2 separate regions of the Homo sapiens genome follow, and region 2 is linked to region 1. Evidence: read pairs that join two places in POLR2A ChIA-PET (ENCODE). Cell type or tissue: CD4-positive, alpha-beta T cell. All regions are shown on one strand. Each heading gives the region's core, and the rest is flanking DNA. Links, peaks and the distances in the headings are about the cores only. Region 1 overlaps SYNE1 (spectrin repeat containing nuclear envelope protein 1). Region 2 overlaps SYNE1 (spectrin repeat containing nuclear envelope protein 1).

Evidence for each region. Peaks named below come from ENCODE experiments on the same cell type or tissue, not always from the same donor. Only the 100,000 strongest peaks of a DNase experiment are listed, where the experiment ranks them.
Region 2: POLR2A ChIA-PET joins it to region 1 with 5 read pairs; 4 of 35 experiments call an interaction of 5 or more read pairs at or near these places.

What each region holds. Positions count from the first base shown.
Region 1 is chr6:152,231,662-152,234,587 of GRCh38, reverse strand. It overlaps SYNE1 (spectrin repeat containing nuclear envelope protein 1), which reads left to right. Exons shown (of 146, transcript NM_182961.4): 112 at 625-807; 113 at 2,323-2,472. Among named protein-coding and RNA genes, the nearest start is that of SYNE1-AS1, 150 kb to the left of the region's middle. In CD4-positive, alpha-beta T cell, for the core only: no CTCF peak of the experiment used is centred there; DNase peaks (open chromatin) are centred at 467 and 1,277; H3K4me3 peaks cover 659 bases.
Region 2 is chr6:152,297,236-152,300,161 of GRCh38, reverse strand. The region is part of intron 93 of SYNE1 (spectrin repeat containing nuclear envelope protein 1); the gene reads left to right. Among named protein-coding and RNA genes, the nearest start is that of SYNE1-AS1, 82 kb to the left of the region's middle. In CD4-positive, alpha-beta T cell, for the core only: no CTCF peak of the experiment used is centred there; no DNase peak of the experiment used is centred there.

The DNA.
Region 1 (2,926 bases), core at 182-2,681:
CGGGTGCGGTGGCTCACACCTGTAATCCCACACTTTGGGAGGCCAAGCAGTCAGATCACGAGGTCAGGAGTTCGGGACCAGCCTGACCAACATGGTGAAACCCTGTCTCTACTAAAAATACAAATATTAGCCGGGCGTGGTAGTGCATGCCTATAATCCCAGCTACTCAGGAGGCTGAGGCAGGAGAATCGCTTGAACCCGGAAGGCAGAGATTGCAGCGAGCTGAGATTGTGCCACTGCACTCCAGCCTGGGCAACAGAGCGAGCGACTCCATCTAAAAAGAAAAAAAGAAAAGAAAAGAAAGGAAGTCAACCATCAGTGGATATACTTAATAAACTAAGCTATAGAGAATATATTAATGTTGACTATGTGTGTTCCATAATTATGCAAAGTAATAGGGCTCAGTGACTCAACACTGCCTCTTACAAGTAGTTCTCAAGTCGGGGCTTCGTAGTTTCCTTTCATTCGAGGGCAAGGGTGTACTGCTTTCATTTTCTTTTGAGTGTTCAGCATAACCCCCTCCAGGATGTAAAGGAAATTGTTTCATGCACTAAATTGGTCGCTTTCCTTTTAATGAATGGTCTAGCTATTTAACCCTAATTTGAACATCGCTACTTGTTTCAGGAGTTTTCTAAAGAAGTGGATGCCCAATCTTCCCTGAAATCATCTGTTCTGAGTACTGGAAATCAGCTCCTTCGACTAAAAAAGGTGGACACAGCCACGCTGCGCTCTGAGCTGTCGCGCATTGATAGCCAGTGGACTGACCTGCTAACCAATATCCCAGCCGTCCAGGAGAAGCTCCACCAGGTACAGAAAGGATTGCTTTCGTGGGAAATAGCTGACTTAAGCTATTTGACATGGAGAAATACATTAATTTGCTTTTGCTCACAAATTTATATCAGCTTTGTCCCAGACACCTGGCCTCTTCTCTCTCCCGTTGTATTAATATTAAGAGTGAACTCTGGCCGGGCGCGGTGGCTCGCACCTGTAATCCTAGCACTTAGGGAGGCTGAGGAGGGTGGATTGCCTGAGCTCAGGAGTTCAAGACCAGCCTGGGCAACACGGTGAAACCCCGTCTCTACTAAAATACAAAAAATTAGCCTGGCGTGGCGGTGTGCGCCTGTAGTCCCAGCTACTCGGGAGGCTGAGGCAGCAGAATTGTTTGAACTGGGGAGGCAGATGGAGTGAGCCGAGATCGCGCCACTGCACTCCAGCCTGGGTGACAGTGAGACTGTCTCCAGAAAAAAAAAAAAGAGTGAACTACGCTACAAAGCCCTGCCCCAAAGGCATTTCCTCTGAGGGTTTCTTTAATGTGTGTATGTGGGTGTGGGTATGTGTATTGGAATGTTTGTCTGGCTTTGTTTAAACTCTGTTTTGTCTCAGATAAAATGTGGACAGTTACATACACTTTTCTCATAAAGTGAGTGGTTATGAAGATTTAGAACGTAATATATGTTAAAAATATCTTATGTATAGGAGAGCAACTGGCATTCAGTAGATGTAAATAATCCTCTTATCTGAAAATACACCCACCTCCCCTGAAATCCCAGAACATTTTATCTTTATCTCTCTTTGACACTCATCACTGTGTTTCAGGCAGGATAGCTGTGTTTTGTGTACATGCCTAATCTCTCCTAAGCAACAGCTGTGCGCCCCCAGAGGGCAGGAACCAACCCACGTTCATTGCTATATCTTTCAGCACCACACAGAAGTTGATATACAAAGATTTTAAATGATTGCTTTTGTTCCTCCAAATCATCGTAATACACATATGCATAAATGTGTGATATGTTAAGTAAGATTTCGAATTGTAAGTAGTGTATATCAGCTAAGGGCTGAGGAAATTGGCTATGTTCTTAGGAATAAAGATTAGAGTGCCAAAAACTCTAGAAAATGATAGCTTGTAGTGTGGTATTTTTCTTTCTTCTTTTAACATTCCTGAGTCATAATATGCAGAGATTTTACAAGATAATTAATAAAATACATCTGTTGAATGTTTTCTGGTTAAGTTTTTTTAGACTCATAAAACTAGTTATAAAATAAGAATAATATTCTCTTCTTTCTGGTGCTTTGATTAATTAGTTAATGTTTATACAGTGTTTACAGTATTGGATATCAAGTGAACATAAAATGACTATTATTCCTCAACATTTGCCTGATGTTTAACTTCAAGCTTTCAGAAAGGGTAAGATCTCCAAATGTCATTAAGGAGTGTTATCTCTCTTGGTACATTTTTAAGAATTATTGTAGGGTTTTTAAGTTAGCAGAAGTTGGGGTTTCCATTTTAACACTTGGGACTGGTTCTCTCCCTGACTTGGACAGCTCCAGATGGATAAACTGCCTTCCCGCCATGCCATTTCTGAAGTCATGAGTTGGATTTCTCTAATGGAAAATGTTATTCAGAAGGATGAAGATAATATTAAAAATTCCATAGGTTACAAGGCAATTCATGAATACCTTCAGAAATATAAGGTAATTAAAATTTTTTGTTTTTAACTTTTCATATTTTCAGACCATTTTATTTGAAAGAACTAAAAAACTCAAATTATGGTAATCAAGTCTTGGAATGTATGTTTCCTACACAGTGACCAGATAGGAATTCAATAGCAAGAAAAATGCATTATCAGTTATAGAAATAAGAAGAAATATCCAGTACTAGGAATGATTTTGAATAATTTTGTGTTATTAAAGAATTACAGAAATTATAAAAATAAATTTATAAATATTTTATAGTGAGGTTATATAATTTATCTAGTTCTAAATCTTCTACCTAAATATATATATACACACACACACACACACATACACACGTATATCTGTGTTTATGTTCATATAAACGTATACAAATATATATTCGGCTTCTAAAAATAATGGGTTGTGTGAACACAGACAAATTGTGCCATTTCAGCTGAGTTATGGAAGTGAT
Region 2 (2,926 bases), core at 136-2,635, 66 kb before region 1:
TGTCTGCCATATTTATACTAGAATGCCTACTAGATTTGAGTGTTTAACTTATCTTTCAATAATCTTAAATTTTATTTTCTATAAAATGGGGAAAATAAAATAACCATTTAGTTATAAGAAGCCTTTTACCATGTATTAAATGTAGATAATACTAAATTAAATGTCAAAAAGCTTTTATGTCAAATGTTAGATAGAAATCAAAAATATGCCTTTATAGTAACCAAAGACTTTTAATGCATGTTAAGTAATACTTTATTTTTTAGTGAAGACAACTAAAAAATGTAAACTATTCTATGAAATTACATTTTTTCAAAGAAGTTGATATGTATTATTAAGGGAGAAGCATTAAACAGAGCAAATGTTTTATAACCTGTATTATAATTCAATTATATTACTTTTATTTTAAAGCAGAAGCATTCAGACTGTCATAGGATTTCTGTGATAAAGAGAATCCCCCCTCATTAAAAAAAAAAAGGAACATCAAGGTGATGAAACCTTTAGTTAATACACTTACACTGTTCTCTTGGTAAAAATCAGGATAGCTCTAGGGAAATTATCAACTCATCCATTTGTCAAGTACATTCTGACACCTGCTCAGCGTGAAACCTTGTGTTGGTTCCTGAGGATGCAGCTGAGAAGGAGTCAGCATGGCCCTACCTGCAAGGCCCTGACAGTCTAGAGAGAAAGGCAGACATGGGACAGATAATAACAATGTGATCAGAGGAAACTAAAAACAGCAACATAAAAGGAGAAGTTCAGGGAGCCGTGGGGAATTTGGGAAAGTGTTTTTCAAATTCTCATTTTAAAATATGTATTACTCATTCTTTGATGATTTGTCCTTCCCTATGGTTACAGATGTTATTACAGAAATTAAGCTATAGTCGGCTGATTATTATATAGAAAAAATTGTTCTATTTAATATGGTTTAGGTTCTCAAATTTTTCAAACTGAATAATAAATACTTATTTGAGACTTTGTGGAAAAAATATACCTTTTCTAAAACTGTAAATCTCCATGCTACTTCTTGTAAAGTGTCAAAGGATACATGAAAGTGCCCTAAAAATGATGAAACATGCAAATATTTCTATTATTATTTCTTGACATTAACCACAAAGCTTCATCAGGTCCTAAAACTCAGTGAGATTAGGCTTTGTTTTAATTCTTCCCCTCTCCCCTAGTCACAGGAAAACATCAATTAAATTGCATTGTTAATCTAAAATACTTACATGTGATGCTGCAAAGTAGGGGAAAATGCCTTTACTTAGATTAAGACACACAGCTTTACTCTGAGGGAGCTGTTAAAAAGGAAATGTATTATGCTTGGTGTTCATCAAACAAATCAACCCCATCATTACGGCCACATGTTATTTTTGTATAGTAATGTCAGTTAGAAGACAATGAAAAAATATGACACCATGACCGGTGATGCACTGGATTTATAAAATTGTCTCTTGAAACTGAGGAGGACATGTAGGATCCCCTTAAGTTTCAGTTTTCAGATTAAAAACCCTGAGTTTTGTGCACAGAATGTGTACAGCTGTTTCAGGGAGCAGCCAAATAGAACTGCTTTATAAAATCACAGTTGTTAAAAAAAAAAAAGGTTTTGTGCCTGCTGTTCCTGCAAGTAGATCTCCGTTATATAACTACCTGGTCCCACTCACAGTGTATTCTGTCTCTGACAGTAGCTATTAGCTAAAATGTAATAACAGTTTAGCTTACTTGAAGGTAGAAATACCGAGGCATTCCTAGATTTTGCTGTAGGCTTCTTGATTCCCCTTAGAAGCAAGCCAAGGCTTAGACTCTGCAGAAGAGTTGAGGGAGGAATACATTTGAAAAGAGGGAGCAAGAGTGTAATGGGAAAATCATTGGCCTTCAAGTTAAAAGCTCACACTGAGTTGCAGCTCTTTCTCCTCTAAGCTGAGTGCACCTGGGAAGTCCCTTGATACCCTCATTTGTAAGTGAGAAGCAATACTACTTAATTCACAGCATTGTGAAAATGAAATGTGACATGAATCGTGAAAGTGCTTTTTAAACTAGAAAATACTGATCAAATAGTAGCTACAGTTGTCCAAATTTATTTCCTTAGGAATCTACTCATAAGTCTTATAACTTAGGCACATAAGCAATGAGAAACGTATTTGTAACAGTGACTCCTCACTACATCAAGTATTGACTTTAGTAGTTATTTATAGTACTGAGTGATTTATTTTAATTCAATTTATGTATGTACCTCAAATAAATAGAAATTATTCATCTATAAAAGGTGACATATTTTCAAATCCTTTTAAGAAACCAGGAGTTGTCATTCATATCTGTAGGCATGAGCCACGTGCGCGCGCACACACACACACACACACACACACACACACACACACACACAGAGTGAGACTGCCAGAAAAAAATTATTTGTAATAAATTTATTTTATTCTAGCTCTTTTGGGAGCCTTCTGTATTTATAATAGAGTATCTAATGTAAAATGTTTACACCATTTAAAGGCATTCCTGCTTTTCCTTATGGACAGTAATAGTATTACTTTACATGTATATAAAATAATAGAATTTATATAAGTGCATTTACAAGCATGATTTATTATGAACATATAGGCCTGCCTGTTATTTGCCAAACACTCCACAATGTGCTCAGGATGAAGACGAAAAGCAGTGACCCAGACAGCCCTTAGGGAGCTTACAGTGTGTGTGAGGACAGGCAAATGCTTACAAGAGAAGGTGGCAGGTAGTGTGGCCGAGGGCAGTACAGTGTTGTGGGAGGGCCTAGAGAAGGCACCTAAACTGGCTGGAGTCAGGCAGAGGTCAAGGATGGCCCCCTTTAGTTTTAAGGGAGGAGCACAGTTAGGCAGTTGGAGTGCAGTTGGGTCGTGTGAGATGAAGATTTTCAGGCAGAAGAAACCACCTGTTGGAAGCTGTG